Linked DNA regions of Homo sapiens: region 1 is linked to region 2. A link is a loop called in an ENCODE intact Hi-C map of the cell type or tissue named here. Cell type or tissue: CD4-positive, alpha-beta T cell. All regions are shown on one strand.

Evidence for each region. Hi-C counts contacts between places; a loop is a spot of excess contacts. Peaks named below come from ENCODE experiments on the same cell type or tissue, not always from the same donor. Only the 100,000 strongest peaks of a DNase experiment are listed, where the experiment ranks them.
Region 1: it touches region 2 in a loop (2.7-fold over the local background); 3 of 110 quality-filtered maps call a loop at or near these places.

Annotation. Positions count from the first base shown.
Region 1 is chr3:196,249,227-196,257,226 of GRCh38, reverse strand. The region is part of intron 3 of PCYT1A (phosphate cytidylyltransferase 1A, choline); the gene reads left to right. Among named protein-coding and RNA genes, the nearest start is that of PCYT1A, 34 kb to the left of the region's middle. In CD4-positive, alpha-beta T cell, CTCF peaks have their summits at 3,236 and 3,435 (motif pointing left); a DNase peak (open chromatin) is centred at 3,456.
Region 2 is chr3:196,605,831-196,613,830 of GRCh38, reverse strand. No RefSeq gene overlaps it. Among named protein-coding and RNA genes, the nearest start is that of LINC01063, 23 kb to the left of the region's middle. In CD4-positive, alpha-beta T cell, CTCF peaks have their summits at 4,364 (motif pointing left) and 4,377 (motif pointing left); DNase peaks (open chromatin) are centred at 3,510 and 4,350; H3K4me3 peaks cover 322 bases; H3K27ac peaks cover 1,856 bases.

The DNA.
Region 1 (8,000 bases), 360 kb after region 2:
TGACACATAAATTACTAATATATATTCGAGATGCTTTTCTTATGTGGGGCAATTGGTTTTAGAGATCATTATAAAAAGAAACTTCCAAGAGCATTTGTTATGAATACAAAGTCCTATAGGCAAATATTCTTTCTTCTCTGTAAATTCCCCAATTCTCCCTTTTTTTCCAATCCTTTTTCACTTCTTCTGATTACTAAGTGTTCTCTCTACCCTGTAAATATAGGACTGAACTAAGACTCAGACAGACACCAGGGAATAAGAGGGATTTATAGCCACAAATCTGTGCATTTGCAGCATATACAGTATATTTGTGGTTACTTCTTAATTGTGTTGGTATGTTTGCTCTCTGTAGTAACTGAAGAACAGTGAAATACAAATAGAAGTGGGCCAGGAGTGGTGGCTCACACCTGTAATCCCAGCACTTTGGACACCAAGGCGGGCAGATCATCACTTGATGTCAGGAGTTCGAGACCAGCCTGGTTAACATGGTGAAACCCCTTCTCTACTAAAAATACAAAAGTTAGCTGGGCGTGGTGGTGGGCACCTGTAGTCCCAGCTACTCGGGAGGCTAAGGCACGAGAATTATGTGAACCTGGGAGGCAGAGATTGCAGTGAGCTGAGATCATGCCACTGTACTCCAGCCTGGGTGACAGAGCGAGACCCTGTCTCAAAACAAACAAACAAAAAACAAATAGAAGTGATGTACAGTGTCATACTGGGAAATTTTTTTTTCTTTTGAGGCAGAGTCTCACTCTGTTGCCCAGGCTGGCATGCAGTGGCACAATCTTGGCTCAGTGCAACCTCCTCCTCCCGGGTTCAAGCAATTCTTCTGCCCCAGCCTCCCGAGTAGCTGGGATTACAGGTGTGCACCACCACGCCTGGCTAATTTTTGTATTTTTAGTAGAGACGGGGTTTCACCATGTTGGCCAGGCTGGCCTCGAACTCCTGACCTCGTGATCCACCCACCTCAGCCTCCCAAAGTGCTGGGATTGCAGGCGTGAGCCACCGCGCCGGCCAATGCCGGGAATTTTAACACCTATCCTTTGGCCTTATCTTGGGTATATGTATTGTGGGTTTGGGGTCCTCAACAAAAAAGAGGCTAATTCCAGAGAATCCTTTCCTTTTGAAAAAATGTGTAGATATAGTTCATATTGATCACAACCTTCTGATTCATGATAAGATTTTTGAGTTTGGCTTCCCTTATTTGGGTAATAGGTAGGCTCCTGGAGGCAGGGTAAAATGACAAAGAAAACCAGAGACTATGGATTGTGTAATGGTAGCCAGGTCTAACTTCAAAACGCCAGAAGATAGTTCAGGGTTCACATTCAGATGTGATAGTAGAGGCTATTGAAAGCAAGAACTTTTTACATACTCTCTAATGACACACATTTACAATCAGCTATTCATTTAGATTTGATCTGATGGGTTGCATTATCCAGTTTGTTGCTAATTTGTCTATATATCATTTGTGGTACATAAAATTTGAAAATATGTGTACTGTTTCCAAGTTGATCTTTTGTTTTGTTTTGTTTTTGAGACAGAGTCTCGCTTGTCAACCAGGCTGGAGTGCGGTGGTGTGATCTCAGCTCACTGCAACATTTCCCTTCTGGGTTCAAGCAGTTCTCAAATCTCAGCCTCCCAAGTAGCTGGGATTACAGGAGTGAGCCACCGTGCCGGGCCTGTTTCCAAGTTTTAAAGCTTATAATTAACAAGTCCTGACTGGTATAATTGTTTTTAATTTTAGAATTATAGGATTTTACAAATAAGTCATTTTCAAGATTATCTACTTTATAGTTTCTTCATTAAGTACATAAAGCAATTAAGGTCCATAGTAACCAAGAAGCGAAGGCTTCCCCTACAGTAAAACGGATGATTAGTGGAATAGAATTGCAGCTCAAACCTCACCCGGGAATGGTGCTACTCATTGTAAGCATTAGAATAGAAGGCCTTCAGCAAAATAATTGTATTTTTGGTGGAACAAACAGCCACAAATTAGCCTATAAATTTGCCAGCTTAATTTGAACTCTGGTTTTTCTCTTAGATCTCATTTTGTCTGACTGTTTTATGTTAAATCACCAAGTAGGTAACTGCATTCATGCCAGTGCAGGACAAGGAATAAAGCAATAAAGAATGCACCTGCTCTAGTGAAGTTTCAACACCTCCCTCCTGCTCCCCAGGTTTTTACGAGGGAGGTTGTATAATCTAGGAGAAGATTCTCTACTTAGAGAAAAACAAATATGATTTGAGAGACAAGAAGGTCAGCTCTAGGAATCTTTTGGGAGATGAAAAAAATCAGCAATATGTTTAACTCAGAGAAAGGAAGGAAAAGGGAGAGTGTGAAGGGCAATGGAAATGTTAGGAACAGAATGTTTCGGTGGTAGGTATTTGGGAGAGTAAATCTATCAAAAGAGATCATTAACTGAAACCCAGGTTTCTTCTGCCTAAAGGAGGACATATGGTTACTTAGTCACCAGTGGTGCAGCGTATAATTCATAACCCACATAAACCATATAATTTATCATCCAAATCAGGACGGTTTTGAGCATGAAAGGGAGTTGCTGTTAATAATATACAGAGGTTGAGTGTGGTGGCTCATGCCTATAATCCCAGCACTTTGGGAGGCCAAGGCAGAAGGATTGCTTGAGGCTAGGAATTCAAGGCCAGCCTGGGCAATACAGTGAGATCCCATCTCTACAAAAATTTTAATAATTAGCCAGGTGTGGTGGTGTGCATCTATAGTCCCAGCCACTCAGGAGGCTGAGGTGAGAGGATTGTTTGAGCCCAGGAGGTCTAGACCACGGCAAGTCATGATTGCACCACTGCACTTCAGCCTGGGTGACAGAGACCCTATCTTAAAAAATAAATAAATACATAAATAAAAATTAAAAAAATATATATATAGGCCAGGTACAGTGACTCACACCTGTAATCCCAGCACTTTGGAAAGCTGAGGTGGGTGGATCATAAGGTCAGGAGATCGAGACCATCCTGGCTAACATGGTGAAACCCCGTCTCTACTAAAAATATAAAAAATTAGCCAGGCGTGGTGGCACACACCTGTAATCCCAGCTATTCAGGAGGCTGAGACAGGAGAATCACTTGAGCCTGGGAGGCAGAGGTTGCAGTGAGCCTAGGTCACGTCACTGCACTCTAGCCTGGGCGACAGAGTGAGACTCCGTCTCAAAAAAAAAAAATCTATCTATCTATCTATATAACATATATACATATGTAATATATGCATAATATATAAATGATATTAAATATGTATTATATAGTACATTATATAATAGAAACAGGAAAAATTATATTAAAAGTATATAATTTATATAAATATGATTATATATACTATAACATACATTAAATCAGGGGTGTGTTTATCCTGGCCAATAGCCACTTGGTAAAAGAATGGCTAACGCTAGCTTTCTTCCCAGACTAGTTCAACAGTGACCCCTTCTGGCCGTTTGGTTAATATATCAGCCTGGGTTTGCCAAAGACTTGGGATGGAATGGTGGCCAGTTGAGATGTTGGTAGGCTGGGGAAGCACTGGAGAGAGCAAGAGGCGCATCTGGGATTGGTCTGAGAAAAGGTTCAGTGATCTACTTGGCCTAACATAGGATGATTAGCTGTGCTGCAAGCAGCCACTTGATCAACAGCATTCTGTGCTATTGCCACCATCCAGGCAATGTGTTTCTTGAGCAAAATTTCCCTGCTGTATGCTGTCTAGTAGCAAAGAAACAACAAAGTAGTCTTCATTTGTATATTCTATCCCTTGTGTTTCAGGATCGAATAGTGTGAGATCATAGCCCCTCTGGACTTGTTTAGGGAAAATGGAACTATGTTAGTTACTTCATGGACGTGACTTCTGGGATACTTCAATTTTTTTTTTTTTTGAGACAGAGTCTTGCTCTGTCTCGCAGGCTGGAGTGCAGTGGCGCGATCTCAGCTCACTGCAACCTCTGCCTCCTGGGTTCAAGAGATTCTCCTGCCTCAGCCTCCCGAGTAGCTGGGATTACAGGCGCCCACCACCATACCCAGCTAATTTTTGTATTTTTAGTAGACACAGGGTTTCACCATGTTGGCCAGGCTGGCCTCAACTGCTGACCTCAGGTGATCCACCTGCCTTGGCCTCCCAAAGTGCTGGGATTACAGGCGTGAGCCACTGTGCCCGGCCCAAAAATCTTTTTAATGTATTATTTTTTAATAGGCATAGAGCCAATGCAGTGATTTCTGGGACATAGAAGGGGGATTATATGCTCAAATTTTGTTTTATTTTGCTTTGTCTTATTAAAAATTATCTTTTTAAAAATATTTTTTTCTTCTTTTTTTTTAGTTGACACATGCTGGCAGTAAAAAATAATTTTAATAGAGATAGGGTTTCACTGTGTTGCCCAGGCTGGTCTCAGACTCCTGGGCTCAAGCAGTCCTCCTACCTTGGTCTCCCAAGGTGCTGGAATTACAGGTGTGAGCTACTGTACCCAGCCTGCTTTCTCTCATAGATGAGAAAACTGAGGCATAAGGAAGTTAAGGTTACAGAGGAAGAAAGCTGGTTGGAAAGCTTGGTCAAAGCTTGAGCTATGACCTTTCTGACTCTTAAATCCATTAATTAATTCTTAGTTTTTCATTGGATTGGTATATTTAATTTAAAATTTTTATTTCCTGTATTATAAAATCAATACAACCAGCCTGGGCTGGGCATGGTGGCTCACGCCCGTAATCCCAGAACTTCGGGAGGCCAAGGCGGGCAGATCACTTGAGGTCAGGAAATTGAGACCAGCCTGGCCAACATGGGATACGAATATAAAAATACAAAAATTATCCCGGCTTGGTGGCTTTCGCCTGTAATCCCAGTGACTTGGGAGGCTGAGGCAGGATAGTCACTTGAACCCAGGAGGCAGAGGTTGCAGTGAGCCTAGATCATGTCACCACACTCCAGCCTGGGCAACAGAGCAAGACTCCATCTCAAATAAATAAATAAATAAAAATACAACTAGCTTGGGCAACATGTGAAACCCCATCTGTACAAAAAATACAAAAATCAGCTGAGCGTAGTGGTGTGCGCTGTAGCCAGTGGGGCGTGGCGGTGTGCACTGTAGCCAGTGGGGCGTGGCGGGGTGCGCTGTAGTCTGCGGGGCGTGGCGGGGTGCGCTGTAGTCAGCGGGGCGTGGTGGTGTGCGCTGTAGTCCCAGCTTCTCGGGAGGCTGAGGCGGGAGGATCATTTGAGCCTGGGAGGTGGAGGTTTCAGTGATCTGAGACCATGCCACTGCACTCCAGCCAGGGTGACAGAGCCAGACCCTGTCTCAAAAAATCAAATCAAGTGAAATCAATACATTCCCACAGTTTAATATCCATAAAATACAAAAAGGGCATAAAGTAAAATGTCTCCCTCTCAAGACCTGTCTCACAGCCACCTGGTATCCCTATAACAGGCCACCAATATTACCCATTTCTGTGAATATCTAAGTAAATTGTTTATATATCCTCCCACCTTTTAGTGGGTGTATTATGCTATATTCAATCTTCCGTTGAAATGTAGGTCGTTTCCTGACTGTTGCTATTATAAACAGTACTGCAATGAATAACATCTATATTTACTGTGAGATAATTCCCAGAATTAGAAAAGCTGGGCCACAGCTATAAGCATTTGTCGTTTGTCTTTTGATAGATACGACCTAATTGCCCTTCTTGAAAGTTGCTGATACTCCTTTCAGCAGTGTATGATTTCTTGGTTTAAAATCTACTTATTTATGAGTAAAGCTTTTTGAAAACAAAAATTCATAAACCTCCTGAGAACTACTTTCCTTCTCCTTCATTCATTGCCCTGAAGACAGGAAGGAGATGTATCTGATCCTCAACCTCAGCATGGTGTATCTGATCCTCAGCCTCAGCATAGTGTATCTGGTCCTCAGCCTCAGCATAGTGTATCTGATCCTCAACCTCAGCATGGTGTATCTGGTCCTCAACCTCAGCATGGTGTATCTGGTCCTCAGCCTCAGCATGGTGTATCTGGTCCTCAGCCTCAGCATGGTGTATCTGGTCCTCAGCCTCAGCATGGTGTATGTGATCCTCAGCCTCAGCATGGTGTATCTGGTCCTCAGCCTCAGCATGGTGTATCTGATCCTCAGCCTCAGCATGGTGTATCTGGTCCTCAGCCTCAGCATGGTGTATCTGGTCCTCAGCCTCAGCATGGTGTATCTGGTCCTCAGCCTCAGCATGGTGTATCTGGTCCTCAGCCTCAGCATAGGGTATCTGGTCCTCAACCTCAGCATAGTGTATCTGATCCTCAGCATAGTGTATCTGGTCCTCAGCCTCAGCATGGTGTATCTGGTCCTCAGCCTCAGCATAGTGTATCTGATCCTCAACCTCAGCATGGTGTATCTGATCCTCAGCATAGTGTATCTGGTCCTCAACCTCAGCATAGTGTATCTGATCCTCAGCATAGTGTATCTGGTCCTCAACCTCGGCATAATATATCTGATCCTCAGCCTCAGCATAGTGTATCTGATCCTCAGCCTCAGCATAGTGTATCTGATCCTCAACCTCAGCATGGTGTATCTGATCCTCAACCTCAACATAGTGTATCTGATCCTCAGCCTCAGCATAGTGTATCTGGTCCTCAGCATAGTGTATCTGATCCTCAGCCTCAGCATAGTGTATCTGGTCCTCAACCTCAGCATAGTGTATCTGATCCTCAGCCTCAGCATAGTGTATCTGGTCCTCAGCATAGTGTATCTGGTCCTCAGCCTCAGCATAGTGTATCTGATCCTCAGCCTCAGCATAGTGTATCTGATCCTCAGCATAGTGTATCTGATCCTCAGCCTCAGCATAGTGTATCTGGTCCTCAGCCTCAGCATAGTGTATCTGATCCTCAGCCTCAGCATAGTGTATCTGATCCTCAGCATAGTGTATCTGATCCTCAGCCTCAGCATAGTGTATCTGGTCCTCGCCTCGGCATGGTGTATCTGGTCCTCAGCCTCGGCATGGTGTACCTGGTCCTCAGCCTCGGCATGGTGTACCTGGTCCTCTGCCTCGGCATGGTGTACCTGGTCCTCAGCCTCGGCATGGTGTACCTGGTCCTCAGCCTCGGCATGGTGTACCTGGTCCTCAGCCTCGGCATGGTGTACCTGGTCCTCAGCCTCGGCATGGTGTATCTGGTCCTCAGCCTCGGCATGGTGTATCTGGTCCTCAGCCTCGGCATGGTGTATCTGGTCCTCAGCCTCGGCATGGTGTACCTGATCCTCAGCATAGTGTATGTGGTACTCAACCTCAGCATGGTGTATCTGGTCCTCAGCCTCAGTATAGTGTATCTGGTCCTCAGCCTCAGCATAGTGTATCTGGTCCTCAGCCTCAGCATAGTGTATCTGGTCCTCAGCCTCAGCATAGTGTATCTGGTCCTCAGCCTCAGCATAGTGTATCTGGTCCTCAGCCTCGGCATGGTGTATCTGATCCTCAACCTCAGCATAGTGTATCTGATGACACTTTGACCTATCTTTCCCAAATGATGTAAATGCTCCTGTCAGTTTCTGCTGCAGTAAAATAGCTCTTCCTTTATTCACAGAAAGGGAATAAGTTACATGGACTCCTTAGATTTATTATTTAAAGCATGATGGACCATTATGCTGATTCTGTTTTTAATGTTTATTTCACTTTGGAATTAGTCTTGTTCCCCGGGAAATCATTTCCTGGCTTCTAAGTTGACAGTTCTCTGTTATTTGTTGTGCCTGAAAAGTTTGGTACAACCAGGCTAACAGAGGCAGTTAGTGCAGATGATGATGTCAAAAATCTCTTTATAGGCTGAGCATGGTGGCTCACACCTGGAATCCCAGCATTTTGGGAGGCCAAGGTGGGATTGCTTGAGTCCAGGAGTTCGAGACCAGCCTGGGCAACATGGTCTCTACAAAAAAAAAAAAAAAAAATTAGCTGGGCATGGTGGTGTCCATCTGTGGTCCCATCTACTTGGGAGGCTGAGATGGGAGGATCACTTGAGCCCAGGAGGTCAAGGC
Region 2 (8,000 bases):
GCCCAGGCTAGAGAACAGCGGCGTGGTCTCAGCTCACCGCAACCTCCGCCTCCTGGGTTCAAGCCATTCTCCTGCCTCAGTCTCTCAAGTAGCTGGGATTACAAGTGTGTACCACCATGCTCGGCTAATTTTTGCATTTTTAGTCAAGACAGGGTTTTACCACATTGCCCAGGCTGGTCTTGAATTCTTGACCTCGGGTGATCCGCCTGCCTCGGCCTCCCAAAGTGCTGGGATTACAGGCGTGAGCCACTGCACCTGGCCCTGATATGAATTTTTAAAAAGAGAGCACTTTAACAATGAAGCTTCCTTCTATTTATCAGCATCATCCATAAAAGAGCCCTAAGTTCCATAACAACCAGATGAAATGCGTGGTCCTGGATTGGATCCTGGTTTGAACAAAACAGCAGTAAAGGACATTTTGGAATCAACTGGGGAAATTTTGTGGATTAAGTATTAAATAATGTCGGGAGGTTATAGTTAATTTTGTTGGGTGTTATATTTTGATTTTGGCTATGCAGAACATATTCTTTTTTTTTTTTTTTTTTTTTTTTTTTTTTGAGACAAAGTCTCGCTTTGTCACCCACACTGGAGTGCAATGGTGTGATCTCGGCTCACTGCAACCTCCGCCTCCCGGGTTCAAGTGATTCTCATGTCTCAGCCTCTGGAATAGCTAGGATTGGAGTCACCCACCACCACGCCTGGCTAATTTTTGTATTTTTAGTAGAGATGGAGTTTCACCGTGTTGGCCAGGCTAGTCTTGAATTCCTGACCTCAGGTGATCCACCCACCTTGGCCTCCCAAAGTGCTGGGATTACAGACATGAGTCACCGCTCCCGGCCAATATTCTTACGTCTTAAAGATACACACTGAAGTATTTAGGAGTGGAATGTCATGACACCTTTATATATGTATTTAGATATTTCATAAAAAATTAATGAAGTGAGCTAAAAGAGAAGACACTCTTCCCACAAGGCAGTAGTCATGCAGGAGAAGAAAAGCACGTTGAAGTTGTACTAAACATCAAGTTAAAGCCACCACACATAACTCCTTGGCAAGGAAAGGGCCCACGATGGCATTGTTCTCACCTTTTCCTTCCTGCTTAGACCCCTTCCTGACTCCCTCTGGTTGAGTTTCTGAGAAACTCATGCCTCTACCAAGAGACCTCCCCGGGAGGGCTTAGCCTGGAGACTCAGGTATGGAAAGGGCTGTCCCAAGGAAAAGTGAGGCCAGTGGAAGAACACTGGAGGAGGGAGGTTTCAGATGGATAAAAGGCAAAACAGAGCTGGTTTCTTAGGGGAAGCAGTAAAATTTCCATGCCTGGAAGGGTCAAGCACAGGCTGGAAGGCTTGTTGGGAGTGACTGAGTGGGGAGGGAGGCTGGCCTTGGAGACTTCTACAGCGCCTTTCAGCCTCAGACACCAGGACCCAGAAGAAGGGTAGGTGAGGCTAGAGATGGTAAGAATGAGACAGAGAGGCGGAAAGCGAGGCCGGGGCCAGGCACTGACCGAGCTGGGACTCGAGCTGTTTCTCTCATCTCTGCCTTCCCTCCCTGGAACCTGCTTTGTGGTGCTGCTTCCTGTCTCCTACAATCTGGAGAAGTCAATTTCCTGTGGTAGCTGATTTCATTTGATAAGAAAAGGGAGGGTAGGTCAAACGAAGCCATTGCAGGGACTGTCCTTGAAAAGAAACAGAAGCTCAGTCTTGGCACGTCCTCCTCCCATCCTGACCATTCTAAAAGGAGGGAGATTTAGGAGAGAAGCCACAAGCCAAATGATCATAAGATTTGTTTTGAACTTTGCAAATACTATATTTAAAGCCAACAAAAAATAGTGACCAGCATATTTCCTAGCTCCAGGCAGAGCAGAACAATGCAGTTCAGGTCAATAGACGGGACCCTAGGGCCTGTTTGTGCTGGGTTTGGACAGGATATAAAGATGAATAGACTACCCTCAAAGCATTTTCAACCCTCAATTGCAGCCAAAAGGCTAAAAAGAAGAACTCGCTGTAAAACATCCTTAGTCCTGAATTACCTGGAAAGAATATAGAATCTCCTTGGAAACATTTAACATATATTCTTTCTGATCCTCTTAGTGTGGTTTCGATGTAGCCTTACCTGAGGGGCAAAAACAAAAACAAAAAAACACCTAAAACCAATGACCCATTGGCGTCTCATTCAGACCTAGGATTCTAGAGATACATCTCCCTATTAGTCTCTCTTGGCCCCAGGGAAAGAAAGAAGCCACCTTCCCTGACAAGGGGCTAGGAGCCAAATCCCTAGAAATAAATCCACCTGGTTCTGTGCTGTCTTTCCTCTCAATGGCCCTGGACCCCTCAAGAGTTCAATTTGAAAGACGTACAACTATTATGTATCCGTAATAATTAAAGATAAGAAATTTTTGGCCTGGCCTGGTGGCTCATGCCTGTAATCCCAGCACTTTGGGAGGCTGAGGCAAGGAGGATGGCTTGAGGCCAGGAATTCAAGACCAGCCTGGGCAACATAGAGAGACCATATCTCTAAAAATAAATTAAAATAAATTTTAAAAGATGTTTTTAAGCCAACTTGTCCCAACACCTAATCCTTTGGCTGAAATTCAAGCAACATGCCCATGAGACAAGGGCCAAAGTGCTCTTGAAAAAGAGCTAGTAATGATAAATAATGTTTTAAAAACACTCCACCATAAATGCAAACTTTTCACATTATTATCTTACTTGAGTATCTCACGTCTGTGAGGTATTTATTTTTATTATATTTTAGAGACAAGGCGCCACTCTGTCACCATACTAGAGTCTAGTGGCACGATCACAGCTCACTGCAGCCTCCACCTTCTGGGCTCAAGGGATCCTCCTGCCTCAGCCTCCCAAGTAGCTAGGATTACAGGCATGCACCACTATGCCCAGCTAATTCTTATTTTTTGTGGAGATGGGGTCTTACTTTGTTGCCCAGGCTGGTCTCAAACTCCTGGCCTCAAGCAATCCTCCAGCCTTGGCCTCCCAAAGTGTTGAGATTACAGGCATGAGCCACTGCGCCCGTCCTCTGTGAGATATTTATGAAAGGCATTATTAATACCCATTTATAGATAACAAAACTGAGGGCCGGGCGTGGTGGCTCACGCCTGTAATCCCAGCACTTTGGGAGGCCGAGGCGGGCAGATCACGAGGTCAGGAGATCGAGACCATCCTGGCTAACACGGTGAAACCCCGTCTCTACTAGAAATACAAAAAAATTAGCCGGGCATGGTGGTGGGCACCTGTAGTCCCAGCTACTCGGGAGGCTGAGGCAGGAGAATGGCATGAACCCGGGAGGTGGAGCTTGCAGTAAGCTGAGATCACGCCACTGCACTCCAGCCTGGGCAACAGAGTGAGACTCTGTCTCAGAAAAAAAAAAGAAAAGAAAACTGAGGCCCAGAGAAGGCAAGTGACTTGCCCAAAATTAACTATGTGACCTCTAACCTAGTTCAACCACGCCCAAGATGATAAACTCCCATGTACATGTTTGTCACCTTGGCCATGGTGGGACTAGGTTAGAGGTCACACAGTTACCACGCTGCCTCTACTGTGGTACACCTAGATACCGAGATAGTATAAGGGCATTGTAACAGTGGATTTCAGGGAGAAGCAGTGAGAAGGTCCTAGGATCACATTTTTGGGGATTTCTGCAAAACTACCCCTCATTACAGTGTTTTGATCCCCAGCCCCCCAGGTCCTACCCCCAGGCATTCCTTCTCCACATGCCATGCGGGTGTGGACAAAGCTATAGACCAGATTGCAGGTGGGTGTCTATGTTCTCATCCAGTCTAGCAAGTGAGTGGGGAACATAGAGATGTGTAAGAAATTGTGAGAGGCCTTTGCCTTCCGGGTGATGATAGTCTTGGAGATCAGTGTGATGCCTCTGGGGTAGGTGAGGAACTGGGGGAGCCAACCAGCTTTTCCCTTCCCTTATGCTGTGTTTCTTATTTCCAGAAATATTCTTATTACTAGAAGGTGATTATTTGGCCAGACCTATACTCCTGACCATTGGGAAAAAAATGGGAAAATGTTGGACATGAAGGAAGGGAAAGAGAAGAGTGAGAGAAACTAGAACATTTATGGCCGAAGCAGAGGATAAGAAATTAGGAAAAAGCAAAGAAAAAAAAGCCAGGTCCTCAATAGTATTGAGTGCATCTTCCTCCTTCCAAAATAAACGGCTGCCAGCTTTAGAGAAAACATATTTGTGGCTCAACTCACCACAGGTGCGGGTTTGACTCTGAAGTGGGACTGAGGAACTAGTTTACTTTTTCCATTCCATGTGTTTCCTCATGCAAGCTCCTCCCCACAGGGCACCCCTTGGCACCCCACCCTCCCCTGGGCACCTGACATGTGCCGCTGCTGCCCCCTGCTGGGAGAACACTGTTGGATCCCGGGGAGAGGGACTCCTTTCAGAGTGGCCACATCAGGGGCAGGAGAGGAGGGGACTTTGAAGGGTAAGTGATAAAACAGAGCATTTAAATATAGCCAGACACTAAAATCTTTTCACAAAATGTCTGAAACGTCTGGCTTATAATCAGCATACAGGCCTGTGAAAAGGGGTCAAGGAAGTATAAGGTGGTTGGGTACCCACCTGAGATGGAAGCCTTTTAATGAGGCCTAGACTACCCATCTCCTCCCTTTGGTATATCTGAAGCATTTTAGCCTTCTTAAAGCACAATGTTTATTAAGTGGTAAAAAAATTATTCAAAGACTACATGGCTAAGATAATAAGCTTCATACTCTTCGACAACTGTTTTCTTCCCTTTTATTCCAAAGTCCACAAACTGACCCCAACTTACCTCTTTATTTCTGTCTCCCACTATTCTTCCTTGCACAGGCTGTGACCTATGTTGTCTTCTACCAACTCCCCCTGCACACACACTTATAGCTCTATAAATAACACACATTATAACAAAGTTATGAAACAAGAACTAACAAAAATGAAACAAGAACAGGTAAATATTTTTAAAGCCAATAACCTCATCATTGTATTTTTTATTCTTTGAATTCTGTGCTGTGTGCCTATGTTTCATATTCAAAAATAGTAAATTCATTAGTTTATTTTTAAATGAGAAAAAAATGGGTTAGAAATCTTACGAACATGACATATGTTTAATGACTTTTAAAATCTAATAGAATAAACTCCATACTGAGCACAAAGAGAAAATTTGTGAATTAACACAAGACAGAGCAGTAAACACGATAAAGACATTTTTTCAAGTAAAAAATATGTGACATCAGCTAGGCAATCGAGACAATACATTGGGTCTCTAATATATCCCCTTTTAAAAGCCTCAGAAGAAAATAACAGTAAAGGAGAAATGATTGAACAGATTATAGTTCATGTGAATATCCACATGTAAGAGAATGAAGTTGAATTCCTACCTCACACCATAAACAAAAAAATAATTCTAAATTCTCATAGACCTAAATGTGAGAGATCAAACTGTAAAACCCTTTGAAGAAAACAAAGGAGTAAATCTTTGTGACTTTGAACTAGACAATGGTTTCTTAGATATGAAACCAAAAGCCCAAGTGACAAAAGAAGTAAATAAATTGGACTTCAACTCAACAATAAAAAGACAAATTACGCATTTTTTATTTTAGTTTATTTTATTTTTTATTTTTGAGACAGAGTCTCAATCTGTCACCCAGGCTGGAGTGCAGTGGTGCAATCTCAGTTCACTGCAACCTCTGCCTCCCAGGCTCAAGCAATTCTTGTGCCTCAGCCTCCCAAGTAACTGGGATTACAAGTGTGTACCACCATGCCCAGCTAATTTTTTAAATATTTTTAGTAGAGACGGGGTTTCATCATGTTGCTCGGGCTGGTCTTGAACTCCTGAGCTCAGGCAATCTGCTCACCTCGACTTCCCAAAGTGCTAGGATTACAGGCATGAGCCACTCCACCCGGCCAAATTACTCATTTTTTAAATGGGCAAAGGATCTGTACACAAACAACTTAGATGCCTGTGAGGAAAGCATGCTTAGTTCCTACTCCTAAGATTTCCATTCATTTCAAGGACCTCTATTGGTGTGATAGTCTCAGTCTCTCTGCCTCTTTACTCATTCTGCTCCTTGGAGGACAGAGTGATGTTAAATAGTAAATTTAGGAAGAATAATCTGGATATGTTAGTTCTGCTTTTCTTTTTGGGGAGCAAACTGCTGGCGGTGTTTTATATATATATATATATGTTTATCAAATTGTTTGTATATTTGTTGCCTTGATCTACTAAACACTCAGCTAACAGACCTAAAGCTACGTCCTCTAACCTGGTCGCTACCAGCAATAAAGATAATATTTTGGCCTCTACAGGGGCCAAACCCAAGCAGAGAACCCTATCTTTTTATTGGATCTTCAAAGACAATATTGAATGACATAAAAGATGATGAAGATATGCTACAGTCATGGATGAGAATGCATTTCATCATAAAGATACCAATTCTTCCCAAGTCTATTGATTCAACATGCATATTGATTTATATTTTCAATTTTCAATAAAAATCCCAACAGAACTTCCAGGTGACTTCACAAGGTACGTTCTAAAATCTATATAGAAGAGTAAAGGGCCAAGAATAACCAAAACAATTTTTTAAAACCAAAAGTTTGAGGGAATTGCTCTTTCAAAATGAAGACTGGGGCTGGGCACCCTGGCTTATGCTTGTAATCCCAGCACTTTGGGAGGCCAAGGCAGGCGGATTGCGTGAGCCCAGGAGTTCAAGACCACCCTGGGCAATGTGGTGAAACCCTGTCTGTACAAAAAAATGCAAAAAAATTAGCCAGCATAGTGGTGTGTGCATGTAGTCCCAGCTACTTGGGAGGCTGAGGTGGGAGGATCACTTGAGCCAAGGAGTTCAAGATCAGGAGTTGGGCCCAGGAGACAGAGGCTGCGGTGAGCCGTGATCACAGGGCTCATGCCTGTAATCCCAGCCTACGATCCCAGGAAGATCACTTGAGATCTGGAATACGAGCTCAGCCTTGGCAACATAGTGAGACTCCAGCCCTAGAAAAAAGCTTATTTAAAACATTATAAAAGATCTATAAAAAGGATTGACCAGGTGTCATGGTGCACACCTGAAGTCCCAGCTACTAGGGAGGCTGAGATGGGAGGATTTCTTGAGCCCAAGAGTTCAAGGGTACAGTGAGCTATGGCCATGCCACTGTACCACAGCCTGGGTGACAGACCAAGACCGTGACTCTAAAACAAAACAAAAACCCTAAGATTGATTATAAAGTGAGAACAACTAAGAGTGTATAGTACTAGCCTATGTGTAGACAAAGAGGCCAAAAGAATCAGACAGTCCAGGAGCTGGCCCATGTATATGTACATATGGAAACTTGATATGTGACAGAGGAGGCACTGTAAATCAATGGAAGCATAAGCTATTCAATAAATAGGAGCAGGATACAATATTAACAGTATGTATTTAATAATGAAATTTCTACTTTCTCCATAACAAAAATAAATTCTAGATAGATTAAAAACCTATATTAAAAATGTTTTAAAGACTATTTCTCCTTTTGTTTTACAGATATGGACAGAAGCCTCAAAATACCTTTTATGCCTTTCATGGCCCATGATGCAAACTTGTCACGATGTTGTCAACTAATACAAGCCCTGGGTCGGAAAGCCTGTTTAATAAATCGCCAGGGCCAGAGGTGTAATGCAGAGGGATAAACAAGTTTGTTAAGTGGATGACCCTTGTGAGTCTTTTTTCAGGTAACCTAGCAATAAGCTGGCTCTTCAGGGAGGGCCACAAACCCCCTCATGTATAAACTGTCTGGATTATTGGGTTGTTTCTAACATTATTTCTTAGGCCAGAAAGGCTGAAACCTGAATTGCAAAGACACCTTGGTCAGATGATCTCTGATTCCTCCATAATTCTTTTTTTTTTTTTTGGAGACAGAGTCTTGCTCTGTTGCCCAGGCTGGAGTGCATTGGTGTGATCTCGGCTCACTGCGAGCTCTGCCTCCCAGGTACAAGCAGTTCTCCTGCC